Linked DNA regions of Homo sapiens: region 2 is linked to region 1. Evidence: chromatin loops called from intact Hi-C (ENCODE). Cell type or tissue: PC-9. All regions are shown on one strand. Each heading gives the region's core, and the rest is flanking DNA. Links, peaks and the distances in the headings are about the cores only. Region 1 has its middle 86 kb from the start of SPP2. Region 2 has its middle 140 kb from the start of SPP2.

The links. Hi-C counts contacts between places; a loop is a spot of excess contacts. Peaks named below come from ENCODE experiments on the same cell type or tissue, not always from the same donor. Only the 100,000 strongest peaks of a DNase experiment are listed, where the experiment ranks them.
Region 2: a loop joins it to region 1, with 4 times the contacts of the local background. A loop is called at or near these places in 7 of 110 quality-filtered maps.

The regions. Positions count from the first base shown.
Region 1 is chr2:234,132,010-234,141,551 of GRCh38, reverse strand. No RefSeq gene overlaps it. Among named protein-coding and RNA genes, the nearest start is that of SPP2, 86 kb to the right of the region's middle. In PC-9, for the core only: CTCF peaks have their summits at 4,004 and 5,678 (motif pointing left); DNase peaks (open chromatin) are centred at 3,951, 4,891, 5,561 and 8,401; H3K27ac peaks cover 2,054 bases.
Region 2 is chr2:234,190,864-234,200,405 of GRCh38, reverse strand. No RefSeq gene overlaps it. Among named protein-coding and RNA genes, the nearest start is that of SPP2, 140 kb to the right of the region's middle. In PC-9, for the core only: no CTCF peak of the experiment used is centred there; DNase peaks (open chromatin) are centred at 4,705 and 6,225; H3K27ac peaks cover 1,781 bases.

The sequences.
Region 1 (9,542 bases), core at 1,008-9,007:
TGTAGAGCTGTCCTTTCTGGTGGTGTGATCCTTCTGCTCGAGGGACTCCACATCCAGCCAGCCCATGAGTAAACTGCCATACTCATAACTTCTTCATCTTCGACAGGAAATTGAGTAGTTCATTGGGAGAGACTGTATCTGGGGATGCTAGCTCAATGCAATTTTTAAACCACAAGTACATTACTACTGCAGTTTGATAGATTTTTAATAATATTCAAAACAAGAATAGTTGCCATGGCAAAATATCATAAATATCACTTAAGCAACTCTCAGAGATGCTGTTGCCTAAATAATTAATTGCAGTATTGCTGTTTTTGCTGCCCTTAGGTAAACACTGGCTGTATGTGATCTTTTATAAGATGGTTGAATCTACATAATGGATCACAGTTGTATTTACTTTTGGTCCTTTTAAGCTTCCAAGGAAATGCATGTAGCTTTAAGTAAGCTCTATATTCTTAATTTGATCAAGTAATTGATGTTGCCCCAGAGTGACAGGTGAGAACTTAAAAGAGATGACCATTTTCAGCTCTATACATAGACGAATGTTCTATGAATGACAGCTGGGGAATGAGAACCATAGAGAGAACCATTATGTGAATTACACAGGATGGTGTGATATACTGGTGAGATCTTTCCTTGTCCTGCAAGAGTTACTGGATGATGCAGCATCTTCCCTGAAGATGGACACTCCTACAAATGGCCACCACTCCCCAGCACTACTGTCAGAGAAGACCTGATTCTCAGCAAGGGCGGGACTCCCTGTGTCCCATGGAAAAGAGAAGCCAAACTGGTTAGAGGCTTTGGACATTGAGAGAAGCTCTAGAAGAGCAAAGGCTGATTGCTTTTTGTGCAGCCGACACTGAGTTTAAAGAACCAAAATCCATACATTCCCCCTCATCTCTCCATGGGACCTCCACTTAAACGTCCTTTCCTTTAAGATCCAGGATACCATCGCTAAGTCAGAGAATGGTGACTTCCTATACTCCAAATTCAAGGAAGGGAAGAACAGATTGTTCTTTGGTGGTAGCAACAAGTAACCGCCATGATCAGTTTTAAAGCCATTCCAATCAATCAACAGCATCTTCACATCAGTAGCTGCACCTCTAAAAACCAGCCAATCAGTAACAGTTAAATCCCAGTAGCCACAATTTCACAGCTACAGGACAACTCACCTTGCCTCCAAAAGTCCTCCAATCCCTGAAGATCATAGTTCTCAAACCCTATATAAGTCAGCAGTTTGTTTCTTTAGAGACTCACGTGTCCAACTGCATAGACCTCCCTTGCTTACAGGGCAATATACTCAACTTTTGGTTCCAGATACCAAGTAATACCCTCTTTCTTCGACAGTAGTGGTTGTTTCTTGTTTGAAAGTAGCCGAGCCACTCACCCCACAGAAAAAGTCCACTGACTTTTCTGTGCTAATACATTTTTAATAACCAGTTCTCTGGGTAGAAGACAACAATCCTGGTGTACAGCTCTTGCCAATTCCTGTGGTGTAAATACTCCCAGCAGGACATATTTCAAACTACCAAGGAAACATCAATCTGCTCACAAAATTCCTAAAAATCTAATCATCAGCTCCTATGAGCTGGTCCAAGCTGGCTCCCGCATACCACTGACTAAGGGAGAGAGTGCCAGGGTAGAAAAGACCCATTGTTATCCCGGGTAGAGTGGCCTTAATTGGCCAGAGCTCCCATGCCCACACACTGTTCCCACATAAGAGCCCGAGCAGGATGCCTGCTGCAAAAGGAAATGCATGGCTGCTTTGTGCGGACAGAAAATCCACCTCGGTCACAAGAACAGCACCTTGTCGCCACCGAGGGGGGATTGCCATGGAAGGGAGCAATGGTTCCCCTCAACCCAAAGGGGATAGTCAATTGCCACATAGAGAAGGGGATAGATTTTCCTCTTTCCTTCTTTAATGCCCCAGCCTCAGGCCAGGAAGAAGGAGGCCAGACACAGCACCCTTCATTCCACACCATGACAGCCACAAGCGTGGCCAGCCCAGAGAGCTTTAGATCAAATATGAGACTGAAACTTTTAAATTGAACAAGATTGAATTGTAACAAAATGAGACTCTGCTTTAGTAACTGGACATGCCTAGAAGGTTGTGGAGTCCACCCGAGATTGTGGGAAGGGAGCTTGCTGTCTGGTGGAAAAGGCAGATGGGGCTTGACAGAGCCCAGATACAATCAGATCCTGTACATGAAGGAGTGAGGCCCCTGTCACAGCACTGCCCTGGGAGAGGCCTGAAAAGATGAGTCTTTGAAACACCTTCCCAGTAACTGCCAGACCCCTGCCTCTCCGTCTAACTCCATCCTCAGCTTCACCCTGCTTTACCATGGCCTCTTAGATACCGCCCCGGCCCCAATCCGGTGCAAGTTTAGGCTGGTGTACGTTTTGGTGCCATGCAAAGCCCTGCTTCACGCCATTGCCCAGGGATTCAGGATGCTGGCAGCTATGCCACCTTCACCATGTGGCTTCCAAAGTCAAGGTCTTCTTGGACATTAACCTCCAGCCGGCAGACGGCCAAAGAATATAGAGGTTGGGACATGGGGAGTGTCAGCAGGTCAAGCCTGGAGATGGTCTACATTAGCTCTGCCCAGAAGCCATTGACAAGGTGCAGCTATGACCACACCTACCTGCAAGCGAGGCTGGGAAATGTGACCTGGCTGGGGCTCAGGGAGAGGAGGAAATGGCGGGACACTCAGTTGGGAGTTTCTGCCTCAGCTGCTCCCCTTCAGAAGTCATTGCTCCTGACATTAACAGTTTTTACTTCCAACTGTTTCTTTCTTATGCACATTTCTGTATTTTTCATGGAATCATTGACTGCTTTATAAAACTGCTTATTTCACAAGGCGTCTTATGAACATCTTTCTTAGTCAACCGATACTTCCGAATTTTAATGACTGCCTCAGCCTCCCAAAGTGCTGAGATTACAGGCGTGAGCCACCGTGCCCAGCTGAAAAATGTTTTAGATAAAATAGGCCATTGGGTGTACATGCCATCCTGTAGTTAATTAATCAGGCTAACATGTGACAGGACCTCACTTTTTCCTTAATTTTCCCCTTTTTTAATTGAACGTCTCATTTATTTTCATTTTTTTTTAAGTAATTCACATGCTTGATGTTTTGAGGCATATCCTGACCACTCTGGTTGTTAAAAACACAAGCATGGAGCTTAGTGTATTTGAGGTTGGGGGAAGGAGTTGGGGACAGCCACACATCAAATAATCACATATATTAGTATATAATTACTAATTAAGATGTTACGATGAAGGAAGGACGGTGGTGCTGGAGGGCATTTCAGAAGGTCTTGACTGAATGACGGAGGGATCGGGAAGGCATGGCCACAAAAGGCTTCCCTAAGAAAGTGACATTTTAGCTAAAATCTGAGAATAGTTCCAAGCCCTTCTAATCACTGTAGTTTTCACACTATCTTGCCAGTAGTTTAAAATTCGATGCTTTAAAACTTAATTTGAAAGAGACGATATTTTGTATCCAAATAACACCAACAGCAAAAGACATGAATTTAATTTCTACTTGCAAGCCAGAGTCTCCCGGCACAGGAGGCTGCCCATGCCGCCTCATGCCTGCCATCCCTGGAGAGGACCAGATAGATGGTGCAGAGCCCCACTGTGCCAACCAGGGACCTTTGGGACAAGGAGCCAGGCTGAACCCAGAACGTCCCAGCTGGGGGCCAAGTGCTTCTGGGTGGAGTGATTTTGCCATTGTGCTGGCGCCAGAGGGCTGTGAAGACTTACGTTCACATGCCCCTTTGAGGGGGTTTTACCAGAATTAAAGGGCTTTCATGGCTTGACCTAATTGTCCTGGGCTGTGGAATTCTTTTTGGTTCCTAGTCAGTGTTCTCACCAAGACCCAACTAGTATAACAAACTTGCTATCGTTGCAGGAAAAAGAACCCATCTCAATGAAATGAGTCACTGGTTGGAAATGTAACCTGCAGGCATTGGAGGCTGTTCTAATTTCTCAAAGAACAAAGGCAGGCAATTTGACAGCTTTTGTTGACTGTCATAGAAATTTCCTGTGAGAGGGAGTCAGTTGCTTCATCTCAAGGAGGTCTGAAGAGGTAATAAGTTGTTTTTTTTGTTTTTTTTTTTTTCAATTGAACAAAATTTATCTAAAACATTTTTCAGCTGGGCACGGTGGCTCACGCCTGTAATCTCAGCACTTTGGGAGGCTGAGGCAGGCGGATCACCTGAGATCAGGAGTTCAAGACCAGCCTGGCCAACATGGGGAAAATCCATCTCTACTAAAAAAAACAAAAATTAGCCGGGCTTTGTGGCGTGCACCTGTAATCCCAGCTACTTGGGAGGCTGAGACAGGAGAATTGTTTGAACCCTGGAGGTGGGGTTGCAGTGAGCCGAGATTGCGCCACTGCACTCCGGCCTAGGTGGCAGAGTGAAACTGTCTCAAAAAATAGCATAATCCCATCTCTGTCACCTACTTGTTGAATGTGTTGATGAAAAGAGTCAAGTTCTGTAAAATCTTTGAAGAGATTTATTCTGAGCCAAATATGAGTGACCAATGGCCCATGACACAGCCCTCAGGAGATCCTGAGAACATGTGCCCAACGTGATCAGGGACAGTTTAGTTTTATACATTTTAGGTAGACATAGGCATCAATCAAATTCATGTAAGATGAACATTGGTTCTGTCCGGAAAGGTGGGTCAACTGGAAGCTGCAGGGCTTGGAGTGGAGGAGGATTCCAGATCATCAGCAGATTCAAAGATTTTCTGACTGGCAATTGGTTGAAAGAGTTAAGTTATTGTCAGAGGACTTAGGAATGTCTGGGTTAAGATAAAGGGTTGTGAAGACCAAGATTTAATCATGCATGTGAAACCTCCAGGTGGCAGGCTTCAGAGAGAATACACTGTAAATGTTCTATCAGTAATTCCAAAAGGGAGGAGGGCATAATGAGGCATGTCTGACCTCTGACCCCTGCCTCCCATCATGGCCTGAACTAGTTTTTCAGGTTAGCTTTGGAATGTCCTTGCAGAGAGGAGGGGTCCATTTAGATGGTTGAAGGGCTCAGAATTTTTCTTTCTTTTCTTTTTTGGTCTACAAATGACTTTGAACAAACTTTGTAATTTCCTTGTGCCTCAGTTTCCTCATCTATAGAATGACAATGATGGTAGTACCCAGCCCATTGTGCTTGTGTGAGGATTAAATACATTGATCTGTGGAAAGTGCTCAAAATGGTGCTTGGCCAGTGGTAAGAGTGACATGGGTGTTATTAGAGGCATCCTGAAAACCATCCTGGGGGCTGCAGGGTAGGCCTGGGCAGCAGGCTTAGAGCACAGCCCCTTCTCGGCCTTCAAGAGCTCTTCCTCCCTGAGGCCCGTGGGGCAGGGTCCAGCGGCCACAGAGACCCGTTCCGTGGTCCCTGGCTGCACTGCACACAACACTCCCACCACTGCTGACCTCCTGGTCTCTCTCACGGGCTGTGCCCCACATCCTCGGCTGCGGTCACTGCACATGAATGTAAAACCTGCTGCACAGGAAGGGTTGAAGGAGGGTGTGATCCTTGGGTGAAGTTCTAATCCCCACCGCCAGCCTCACTGGTCTCCCACAGACAATCAAGATGACAATGGCCACTTCCCAGGGTGGCGGCCAGGGTTGGAGGAGCCAATCCCAGGTCCCAGGTCCGAGGCGGTTGTTGGGCCTTATTGATGCCTGATCGCCATCTAGTGCCCGATAAGAGTCACTGAATCTCTCCCATTACAAACAGCTGGTAACGGTGAATGCAAGACTGGAAGATTCCACTGAAGTCGTTTAGGCTTGGGGCCACCCATTTTAGGAATCCCTTCTAAAGAATCCCCGATCCAGTTTCTGTTTAGAGTTTGATACCGGACTCTGTTGCATTTTTTAAAAACTCTAGGTGTGAAAATCCTATTCCTCAGCTGGAGTCTTATTCCTTACATTTTAACATGCAGTTTTACCCCAAAGGTCCCCAAAATGAATAGCAATAGAGAGGAGAAAGTGTCAAAGTGGGGGAGGCCTGACTCTTGTTGTATACTTGGCTGATATGCGATCACTGTTTCTAAGCATTCAATTCCTTTTCATTTCTTTCTGTCAATTAAGCAGCGCCTGCATTTCAGCTAAGATCCGGGAATAGAAAGGTAACAAAAAATGCACAGACTTTGCTCTCACCAGGCTGAGGCAAGGCCAGCTAAGAGAAAGCTACAGTCAACTGGATGGGACGTGAGGAGAATGAGACCCACGTCCTCAGTCCCCACTGCACCCAGCAATCACCAGGGATCACCCAGGAACCTTTAAACTGATGGCCAGGCTGCCTCCCAGATGCTCACATCTGACTCTGCAGGCCAGGCATTGACCTTTGAAGCCCCCTGTCATGCAGGTGCCCCATGGAGGGTGGGATTAACCGCCATCCAAAATTGGTTAGGCTGCCCAGACTGGTCCCTTCCATTGTTAGGTTGTGAAAAGGGTCACATAATGTGACTTTCTTGGGAGATCAAGTTGGGCTCCATACAGTCCAGGGGGCTTGAGAAAATAAAGTAGGTGCAATGGCAGTAGCATTGGTTCTTACTGTGGTTAAAAGTGAGCCAGCCAGGTTGAGGGTTCCTGCACAGAGGCCAGGATTTGAACTCCCCACGGGCACTCAGGCACCCAGGGAGAAGGCATCAATGTTCTCATCAACTTGCCTGGATGTGGTTCCAGCGGGAGGGAAAGATAACGGATTGAAAGCCATCAGTGGTCAAACATAAAAAATGGAGTCTTTCTCTTTGTTATCTTCCCCCAGGTCATCGCAGACAAGCCTGAGAACCACCCGATCAGATAGTCCATGTTTCCCCAGCCACCGAGGAGAAGAATTACCCTAGGGAACTTACTCAGCACTGATTCCCATGCCTCAACCCACAACCACTGATGAGCATTTCCAAGGATGAGGCTGGTCATGTGAGCATCTGTCCAAGGGGTTCTTATCATCTGGCAGGTTTGAGGAGTGCCGGGCTTGATTCTGGCTGCAGGAATGCACAGGTCACTTCCACTGAGAGCCCCTTTACAGGTGACAAGGGTTTTTCACACACCATGTGACTGACCTTCACACTGTGAGGCAGAAAGGGGAATGTTCGCCCTCATTTTCAGATGGGGAGCCAGGAGCTCAGGGACATCAGAGGAACTCCGGAAACAACAGTGCTGGGAGCCTTGAGGCTCAGCTTCTGGGTCATGCTCCCCATCAGACCTGGCGGGTTTTGCAGTCACTCCTCCACACTTACTTTTTCCTTCACTGTGCATATTGGGTCCTGCAAGAACAATCCCAAGAGAACAGGCCCCGGTCTGGAACAAGGAATCGGCCATCAAGATGGCCGGGGCTCACTGCCGGGATACAAGTGTCTCAGCTGCACGTAACCCAGGAGGGGCGGTGCTGCCCAGCTGGTCTCCTCTTCTCTAAAGGCAACACAAGCAAAAGGCTTTCTTGGTGCAGACTCTAGTCCTCTGGGTCTAGACTCCTGGGGGCACCCAGAAGGATTCCCTTTGGCCTTCTGAGCTCATAACTCCCACCACGTGTGCCATGTTTCTGTGTTTTGGGTCTCACCATTTTCAAGCCGATAGTGGCAAAGACTCTCTGCTTGACTGAACACTAGTCAGCCTTCTAAAACCTCTAGGCCCATCTGAGCACTTTCTTGTAAAACCCAGTTTGAGCAGAGAACCCACTAAATCAGTTGGCAAAAATGCTACACCTTCAATACCTGATCGCCCTTGATATCTAATCAGGTTTCTCATCCTCCACCCCCCCGGGTGCTGTCTGATCACCCTGGCCTGTTTTCAGCTAGAATCCTGGTAGGTTGGTTTAGCCAGAATCCCTTTTAACCCTGAGGATTTCCCTTAGTGGTTTCCATCCACTGCCCCCACCGTGCTCCTTGGCTGTAAATTCCCACTTGCATATGTCATGTTCAGAGTTGAACCTAATCTCTCCCCATCTGCAAAACCCCATTGCCGTGGTCCCAATGCCTATCTTGAGGGCTCCTTATGTGCTTTCACAAGTGTCATTGAATAATTTTTTCTTTAACAATAGATGTAACTGCAAAAAAGTTGCAGAATCTCCTATCATAGTGGAGCAAAAGAAAGAAGTGAACACTCCCAATGAGCCTCCCAGCCCCACTGTCCTCCTTGTGGTCCCCAACGAGTCATGTGAGGGATCAGTTGGATTTGGAGAGCTTGTAATTCAGCCACTCTTCAGGGAGAGTGCATCAGACACTAAATCAATTACTTCGACACATGCTCTTGTAGAGCACAAACATCTCTGACAGGACCACACTTGCTCAGCCCAGGAAACAAGCTACATGTTTCTAGGGAGTGTGTTAATCCAGCTGGTTGGTAGGAATGTGAGTTTCTCCAAACCTACCGCATGGCCTTGGGCTCTGTAGGGAGGCAGGAGTGAGTAATGGCAGTGAGGGAGCTGATCGTAAAATAAGACCCATGGCACACTTCATATCTGGAAGGAATTAAAAATCCAGCTGGGTTGGCATAGTCACTTTTGAAAACAGTTTGGCAGTTCATTAAAAAGTTATGTACATACTTGTGATATAACCCAGTAATTTCGCTCCTAGGTATCTATCCAAGAGAAATGAAAACATACATCCACAAAAAGGTTTCAACATGGATGTTCATAGCAATGTCATTCATAGGAGCCAAAAAGCAGAAATAACACAAATGTAGATATACTGATGAATGGATAAACAAAATGGGGTACATCCCTACGATGGAAATTGCTCAACAATTAAAAAGGAACAAACTACTAATACATGCAACAACGTGCTAAAACATTGTGTTAAGGGAAAGAAGCCAGACAGGCCAGACTACATGTTGTATTATTTCATTTCAGTGAAATTCTAGAAAAGGCAAAACTATGGCAGCAGAAAGCCATAGATCCATGGTTGCCTGGATGGGGATGGGAGTGGAGATTGACTGCAATTTTGAGAGGTGATGGAAGTCTTCTAACAGTGGGTTGTGATGATGGTTACACAACTGTAACCATTTACATTTCCTAAAAGTCATTGAACTGTAGATTTTAAAAAGTTATGTAAGTTATACCTTAATGAAGCTGTTCTAAAAATCTAATTGAGTAAAGTGTAATACAACTCACCCAGCAATTAGCAACACCATGGATGTCTTTGGTTTTTAAAGTATTGCTTGATTTTGAACCTCACCTTTGTATTCTCCAGGGCAGATTACACGTGTCCAGGAGCTTCACGACTGTGTCCAGAAGCTTCACGACTATGTGTGGAATCACGAATGAATGAGTGTGCCGGCCCGCATGCTTACGTGGTGCCAGGCACCATTCTAAACACACACATGTTATCACCTCATTTAATCCCCAAGGTAAACCTAGGAGGATGGCATTTGATTATTATTATACCCCAGTTGAAGAAACTGGGGACAGAGAAGTTGCTTAGCTTGTCCCAAAGTATTTCACACTTTGAATTGGTAATCCCCACTACTTCAGAATGTGACTGTGAAGACAGGGCCTCTAAAGAGGTACTTAAGTTAAAAGAAGTT
Region 2 (9,542 bases), core at 411-8,410, 59 kb before region 1:
AACATTAAATAGTACTGATGAATACTATGAATATTCAACTGGAATAGGACAACTAGAATAGTCCCTCAATGTGTTCCTTTGGTTAGTTTTTTTAGTTTATTTTGGAGGGGGGAGCATGTTAGTTTCAGCTCATCAGCAATATTTATGCCCAATGATCAGTTTGAAAAAAATGGAGCTGAGAGCCGCAGACAGAGACAATCGATCCACAGAAAACAAAGCAGGCAATCCATTGTTGCTAAGAAACGTCATCCTTAAAGGAACAGCAACTTAACTCATGCCCATCTGAAAACTTGGTCCAGATATTCCAAAGAGGAAGGGGAACCTACTCCAGGGTGAACCTGCTCCAGGGTGAACCTAACTCATGCCCATCTTCAAACTTGGTCCAGATATCCTGAAGGGGAAGGGGAACCTGCTTCAGAGTGAAGAAACCAGTTTGAAGTGGTAAGCAGGGACATGGATCCAGGTAGACACAGGCAGGAAAGATTCTGCAGGAAAGGCTTACATGCAGAATAAAATAACAAGAACTGACTTTGGAAACCTGTTGCATAAAATCAGTACAAATTCATAGACTATCTAAAGATAAACCTACCTGTCATCTTTAAGCCATGGCAACTAGAAACACTGCATTTTATAAAGTAACTGTGCAGCTTCGACTAAGACATAATTAAGCAGTAATTATCTGTTAGCCTTGGAGGACAGGGCTGGCTGGACAGATAGGTAATGGCATTATGCAGGGAGTGTAGTGGCTATCGTCATTTTCTTTTTTTTTCTTTTTTCTTTTTTTTTTTTTTTTTGAGACGGAGTCTCGCTCTGTCGCCCAGGCTGGAGTGCAGTGGCACAACCTCGGCTCACTGCAAGCTCCGCCTCCCAGGCTCACATCATTCTCCTGCCTCAGCCTCCCGAGCAGCTGGGACCACAGGCGCCTGCCACCACGCCCGGCTAATTTTTTGTATTTTTTTAGTAGAGACGGGGTTTCACCATGTTAGCCAGGATGGTCTCGATCTCCTGACCTCGTGATCCGCCCACCTTGGCCTCCCAAAATGTTGGGAGTGAGCCAACAAGCCCAAAGTGGCATGAGCCATGGTGCCCAGCCAGCTATCGTCATTTTCATTAGACACCTGGCAGAAGGCAATGGAAACCTTCCACAGAAAGGCTCCTCCTTCCCCCCAGGGAGACGAGGGTGTGAGATGCTGCAGATACAGGGCTTCCAGTTAGAAGCACAAGATTATCTGCCCTGTGGTTTGGTCCACTAAGACAAACTGGAATTTGTGACTCTTTCATATATACGAACTGATGAAGAGTCAGACCTCAAAGCTTGAGCTCTGGACAAGTGTGTAGAAAGAAACCAAGACTTAGCCAAAAGAAATCAGACCTCCTTGCACTGATAGAATGGACCAAAGCAGGATGGACCGCACAGGAGAGAATTGCAGAGCCTAGAGCTGAGGAACACAGGTCAACTGAACTGTGCTCTCAACCACACTGGCCCAGGAAGACCACCACTTCCTCAGGATGGTGGAGCTGCAGAAAGACACGTACGCGGGCTACAGGTCCTTGATGCACCCTTGCGTATGTATAGGCGTGATGAATTCTAGGTGGCTGTCTCATCAGCGTGGCTTCCATTATTCTTAAAAAAGCATTTTCTTACTTTCATAAAGATGTCCAGAATTTTCTTTTTAATTCCTTAGTGGTGTTATCTATATATAGCTGGATTAGATAGACCCTACTTGCTAATGATTATCACCATTTCCTGATGCCCAAATGTGTGAACCTAGAAAATTGCCTATAGGTGCTCTGTAAGTTTTCTGTCGGTAAGGAAGGAAGGAAAGAAGAAGAAGAGGAAGGAAAGAAGGAGAGAAGGAAAGAAGGCAAGGGAAGGGAAGGGAAAGGAAGGGAAGGGAAGGGAATGAAGGATGCAGGAAAAAGAAGGAAGGAAAGAAAGAAAGAGAGAGAGAGAAGGAAGGAAGGAAGGAAACTGCTTAAATTGCTGATTAACTTTCTCTCTCTCTCTCTCTCTCTCTCTCTCTCTGTGTGTGTGTGTGTGTGTGTGTGTGTGTGTGTGTGTGTGTGTTTGGATGTTATTTTTATAAGTGTCACTGGAGTTCCATCCCAACCATTGAACAAATTCATCCTAGGAAACACCTTTATGGCAGAGTAGGTTTGGAGAAGTACAGAAAAACTCTATTATCCTCTTTGTCTATGGAATGCTTTTGCTGTAATAAATTTCCTTCAGAAAAAATATTTCCAAAGGATTTTTGAGTGCTTTTAACTGCTCTTGACATTTGAGTGGATATATCTTTAAGAATCATCACCAAAACACTAACTTTATAAATTTAGAAAGTTAAATTCTCTAATGTGAAATCATGGCTATAGAAACACTGTGTGTGTGTGTGTGTGTCTGTGTGTCTGTGTGTGTGTATGTGTGGTCTGTGGCTTGTGTTTCTAGCCCAGAATATTCCGTGTACTCCACCTCCCCATGGTTTTTGGTCCAAGAAGCAGCCTGCTGCCATGTTCCTGTCTCCTGTCCTCCTACTCCATTCTCATCTCTCTTCCTGGTCTCCCACTGCTCCTTCTCCTGTGGGCTGCACATGTTCAGATCTCCGAGCTTCCATTGTATTTCTTTTGAAAATTCTGTACACCCTGGGCACATCCCTATGTCCAAAACACTCATGACTCTCAAATCTGTATTTTTAACCTCCTGTTTTCCTCCTGTCTCCCAACCGTGGAAGCCAAACATCCACTCCAGCATCCCAGCCTCAAGTCCCTTCCTCTTCAATCCATCCTTTTCTTCAGTGCATCCTCCTCACTGATCTCCATGTACATTTTTAAAGACTGATGTTTTGATTTAACCTGTTGCTTAAAGTCCTCCTCATCACCTAGAATATGGTTTGGCTCTGTGTCCCCACCTAAATCTCATGTTTATTTGTATTCCTCAATGTTGGAGGTGGGGACTATTGGGAGGTGATTGGATCATGGGGGTGAATCCTTCATGAATGGTCTAGCCCCAGCCCTTTGGTGTGCTCTTCTCAGGATGGAGAGTGAGTTCTTGTGAGATCTAGTTGTTTAAAAGTGTGCAGCACCTCCCGTCTCTCTCTTGCTCCTGCTCCAGCCATGTAAGAAGGCTTCCCCTGCATCTTCCACCATGATAAGTTTCCTGAGGCCTCCCCAGAAGCTAGCAGAAGCCAGTATCATGCTTCCTGTATAGCCTGAAGAACTGTGAGCCAATTAAAACTCTTTTCTTTATAAATAACCCAGTCACAGGTATTTCTCTTTTTTTGGAGACGGAGTCTCACTGTGTCACCGAGACTGGAGTGCTGTGGTGCAATCTCAGCTCACTGCAACCTCCACCTCCTGTGTTCAAGCAATTCTCCTGCCTCAGCCTCCCTGGGACTACAGGTGCATGCTGCCACACCTGGCTAATTTTTTGTATTTTAGTTGAGATGAGGTTTCACCGTGTTGCCCAGGCTGGTCTCGAACTCCTAAGCTCAGGCACTCTGCCCACCTCGGCCTCCCAAAGTGCTAGGATTACAGGCGTGAGCCACTGTGCCTGGCCTTCAGGTATTTCTTTATATCAGTGTGAGAATAAACTAATACAACCTACAAGCTGAAGTTCCTACTCCCATCTCTCCTCTTGTCTGCGATGATCTTTCCCAACTCTTCTCTTGCTGCTCCCAGACACTGTCGACTCTTCAGTCAACAGGAATGTGTGTAGGTCCTCCAATTCCAATGTTTTTCATGTCTGTGTGCCTTTACATGTGCTGACCTGGCCCTACTGCCCCTAATCCCTTCCCTTCCTGATTCCCCTCTATATTCCATCTCCTCCTCAGAGCCTCACTCAGCGCAGTCATTTCTGTTTTGGCCAGGCTTCCTCCTCTGTGCCCCTCCTATTAGCATTATTTAAATTTATTTGCTTATGTGTTTGTTCCTCTCCTGGAAGGTGAACCCCTCCATTGACTTCCTCATTAGCATAGTCCCTGGCATGTGGTATCTGCCTAATAAATGTTTACAGAGTGGATGCATGCGTGAATATCTGTGGATTTGGTTTCTTGACCATGGTTTCATGGGGAAAGCAACTGAGGGATATACGAAGTAGGTGCATTCCTAATAATTTAGGTAAGGCCAAAGGTCAATCTAATATAAAACTAAGCCAACCAAGGATACCTGTACTGAGTTGAATAGTTTTCCCCAAAATTAATGTTCTTCTTGGAACCTTGGAATGTGACCTTATTTGGAAATAGGGTGTTGTAAATGTAAGGTTCTATTGGAGTAGGGTGGGTCTTTAACTCAGTATGACCCATGTCATTATAAGAAGAGGAAAAGAGATGCAGAGACAGAGACATGTGGGGTGAACACCATGTGCCAACCAATAGAAGCAGAGATTGGAGCAACACATCTACAAGCCAAGAAATGCCAAGGGTTGCCAGAAACAGCAGAATCTAAGAGAAAGGCATGGAATAGATTCTCCACTGGAGCCTACAGAGAAAGTTTGGCCCTACTAAGAATTTTGACTTCAAACGTCTAGCCTCCAGAGTTGTAAGAGAAAAAATTCCCATTATTTCAAGCCACCCAGCTTGTGGCACTTTGCTTCAGCATTCCTGGGAAACTAATACACCACCTTTGCCTGAGTTCAGTAATCCCTAAGGAGGAGTAAGGGCATAGGATGCTGATGAATTACTGCATCTCTTTGCAAATAGGAAACAGGGTACTACACAAACCAGTTTATCAACGTGAAATGTGATATGCTGACTAACTAAAACTCTCTTCCACCTTTCTACAAATGCCTTCAATATAAGGATGATTATTGAGAACACATCTAACAGAAAAGTCACTGGTGATTGAATGAGAGGCAAAGATTGTGGGCCAAGGTCAGAGTTATTTTCTGTCTTCTCTTTCGATTGATCCCTTGAGCAATTTGGTCCTTCAAACAACCATGAGATTATGAGTGATCTGTGGAGCCACTTTAGCTTCAAATTCAGTGATTCTCAGAAAAGGGATAAGTCAGAGGACCAGAAAATGGCAAGGGGAAGGGGAAGAGCCTTAGGTCAGGGGGCAGCTGGGGGAAGGCAGGGTCTGGGGAGGGAAAGGAAGTGAATCCTGGAGTCTGGGAATGCCAGGCTTCCAGGGATCCAGAGCCCCCTTACCTCACTAGTAAGGAAATGCCCAGGAGAACGACTCCCTGCCCCCGACCAGACTTGGCCCACAATCCCGGCCGCCATGCTGGTTTTGTGTTTGTCTTTCTGAGATGCTGAGTTCTACCATTGCGTTTTCAGCCTGACTCCCTTCAATAGCCTCCCTCCATTATCTCTCCTCTTTCTTTCTAGCTCTTTCTTCATTTTACCACCAGCATTTTCCACCTCAAAAACAAATCCTATGGGGCCATTTCCTTTCTTTGAGGTGTTAGGGCTCACCTCTGTCCACAGAGGCAGCTCACACCCCTGCGTACCTCTCCAGACTCCTGTCCTACCTTTCCCTCCATCTCTACCCAGTCACGCTAAACTTCTAGTTTCCAGAATGCTTTTATAATGACCCCAGGCTTTTACCCTTTTGCAGTTATTTATCCTTTAAAATCTAGATCAAATATATGATATTTCAGTTAGTTGTGTTCACTTGTCCCCACAAAACTCCCTGAATAATGCACTCATTCATGCTTAGGGGCTTTTGAACTATTCTGTCACAAAAATTGTAAAAGTATTAATAAAAGTTTTTGTTTTAAATAATATCATTTGTTTCAATATCAGGAACTCTTATCATTATAATGGCTCTGAAATGCCTAGATTCTGTAATAAAATCTTAGCCCCATTGGGCTTGCAGATTCTTGGGAAGCTGTAATGTAGGGAGTAGGTAATAAAATATCTCAAACCCAGCTTGAAGAAGTAAATGTTGGCACATTTAAATTGTAGACAATGTCCCTTTTTACGATGTGGGATCTTTCACAGTCTTCTCTCAGATTAGCTCTCCCTGCCCCTACCATCACTATGACAATGCACACCCCGTAATGAGCAATGGACACTTTCTCAAGAGAGCTTGCAGGAGTGAGCTTGCCAGTCTAAAAGCAAAGAACGATACGTCATTACAGTGTTAACTTTCAGTTATCTGATTACTAATGATTCTGAGCCTGTCTTTGCACTCTTTGAAGTTTCTTGGGCTTTTTCTCTAACGTGCTTATTCATTATTGTCCTTTGCCCATTTTTTTTTCTACTGGGATGCTATCATTTCCTTATCGTTTTGCAGGAGTTCTGTGTGCTCTAGATAGCAATCTCCTGTTTATCATAGGTACAGCAAGAATCATCTCCTATTCTGTGATTTCTCAATGATTTCGTTTACATTGTTCTTTGATGAATGGAAATTATCAATGCTAATGTAATCAAATTAATCACATTTCACCTTCTGGCTTTGCTTTTGAAGTTTTACTGATTCAACTGGTGATGACAAAATGAGCCACTTTTATATTTGGACAGTTGATTACTTACAGATGGAAAGAAAAAGTGTTTAAGTCAAAGGTGCCGGCATCCCTCAGTCCTTGTCCCATACACCAAAAGGGTGACAAGAAAACAGAAAAGGTCCCATAAATATCTTCTTTTGAGAAGTGTCTGTTCATATCCTTTGCCCACTTTTTGATGGGATTGTTTGTTTTTTTCTTGTAAATTTGTTTGAGTTCATTGTAGATTCTGGATATTAGCCCTTTGTCAGATGAGTAGGTTGCGAAAATTTTCTCCCATTTTGTAGGTTGCCTGTTCACTCTGATGGTAGTTTCTTTTGCTGTGCAGAAGCTCTTTAGTTTAATTAGATCCCATTTGTCAATTTTGTCTTTTGTTGCCATTGCTTTTGGTGTTTTAGACATGAAGTCCTTGCCCATGCCTATGTCCTGAATCATAATGCCTAGGTTTTCTTCTAGGGTTTTTATGGTTTTAGGTCTAACGTTTAAGTCTTTAATCCATCTTGAATTAATTTTTGTATAAGGTGTAAGGAAGGGATCCAGTTTCAGCTTTCTACATATGGCCAGCCAGTTTTCCCAGCACCATTTATTAAATAGGGAATCCTCTCCCCATTGCTTGTTTTTCTCAGGTTTGTCAAAGATCAGATAGTTGTAGATATGCGGCGTTATTTCTGAGGGCTCTGTTCTGTTCCATTGATCTATATCTCTGTTTTGGTACCAGTACCATGCTGTTTTGGTTACTGTAGCCTTGTAGTATAGTTTGAAGTCAGGTAGCGTGATGCCTCCAGCTTTGCTCTTTTGGCTTAGGATTGACTTGGCGATGCGGGCTCTTTTTTGGTTCCATATGAACTTTAAAGTGGTTTTTTCCAATTCTGTGAAGAAAGATGAAAAAAATGCTCATCATCACTGGCCATCAGAGAAATGCAAATCAAAACCACAATGAGATACCATCTCACATCAGTTAGAATGGCAATCGTTAAAAAGTCAGGAAACAACAGCTGCTGGAGAGGATGTGGAGAAATAGGAACACTTTTACACTGTTGGTGGGACTGTAAACTAGTTCAACCATTGTGGAAGTCAGTGTGGCGATTCCTCAGGGATCTAGAACTTGAAATACCATTTGACCCAGCCATCCCATTACTGGGTATATACCCAAAGGACTATAAATCATGCTGCTATAAAGACACATGCACACATATGTTTATTGCGGCACTATTCACAATAGCAAAGACTTGGAACCAATCCAAATGTCCAACAATGATAGACTGGATTAAGAAAATGTGGCACATATACACCATGGAATACTATGCAGCCATAAAAAATGATGAGTTCATGTCCTTTGTAGGGACATGGATGAAATTGGAAATCATCATTCTCAGTAAACTATCGCAAGGACAAAAAACCAAACACCGCATGTTCCCACTCATAGATGAGAATTGAACAATGAGAACACATGGACACAGGAAGGGGAACATCACACTCTGGGGACTGTTGTGGGGTGGGGGGAGGGGGGAGGGATAGCATCAGGAGATATACCTAATGCTAAATGACGAGCTAATGGGTGCAGCACACCAGCATGGCACATGTATACATATGTAACTAACCTGCACATTGTGCACATGTACCCTAAAACTTAAAGTATAATAAAAAAAAAAAAAAAAGAAAACAGAAAAGGTCAATGACTGCAATGAAGTTATGGTATACCTCATTGGTGAGGAGCAAAGCCTAGACCACAGCTGAGTGGTTTATCATCTGCAGTTCTGTAGGAGGCATGGGAGGGGCAGGGGGTGAGACCAGAAGCCCCAGACCTCATTAGGACCCAGAGACCCCAGGAAACCATGAGACACTGTCTCTTGACAGCCTCCCAGGGGAGACAGGGCAGTGGGAGGGCAATGGCCTTATAGCAGCTCCTCACCAGCCTCTCATCCTCTTGTGTTCTGGGAGGAATACAAGGCATTTTGCCAAGACTCAGATTCAGCTGCAGTTCAAGCCTTTGCCTGCGTGGCCAAGTGGCTACGTGCAAGGTTGCCAGTAACGATGTTCCTTGCTCTTCCAGGTTTGCTAGAGTTGCATCTTAACAAAGGCTTTTTCAGCACATTAGAGATAATTGTGTGATTTTCCTCTTTGAATGTATGAATGTGGTGAGTTACACGGATTCATTTTCTGATTTGAAGTGTCCTTGTATCAGAGCAACCCTCTTTATCACAATGAATGAGATGTGCTGTTGGATTTGGGTAGCTGACAATTTATTTGGGCGGTTTTCTCCTACATTCAAATATATAACGGGCCTATGGTTTTCATTTCGGGAGCTATCCTTATCTAATTTTAGAATCAAGATTGTAGATGATTTACACAATGAGCAGTAGCCTATTCCTTCTACTTTCTAAAACAACTTGTGTGAAACAGAAATTAACTATTCTCTGAAAGTTTGTCAGGATTCCCGTGTGAAACCATCTAGATTTGAGTTCTGGGGAAGAGGGAAGGTCTTCACTGACAATTTCAACTTTTTAAATATTACCAGTCTATTCATGTTGTATTTTTTCTTTTTCCAGTTTGGCATTTTAATTTTTTCTGGGATTGACTCCTGCAGCTTTTCACATTAAATGTACACATGCCCACAATAAAAAGCTTATTGTTAGACTGTAGTTACTTATTTTTATTATTTATTTTGGTTATTTACCTCCTCTCCCTCCCTCTCCTTTCTCTTTCACTCTCTCTTTCTCTTTCTGTATCAGCCTTGCCAGCAACTTATTTATTTTTAATAATCATTCCAAAGAACGAGCTTTTGGTTCTATTAATTTCTCTGTTATTTTTCTGTTGTTGTTTCTCTGCTGGATTTCTGCCCTTGTCTGTATTCTACCTTTCTATCTTGTTTATTTGGATTTGCTCTATTGGTCTTTTATTAACGTGTTGAGATTAAAACTTCATCAATTTATTTTTAACGTTCTTATTTTCTGATAAATATAAATTGATGAGTGTCATCTTTGGACACAACTTTAGATATGTCTCAAAATTTTGACATGAAATGTTTTCATTATCATTCAGTTTTAAATATGTCTTAATTTACTATTTACTTCTTAACCCATAGGCTGTTTAGTAATATGTTATT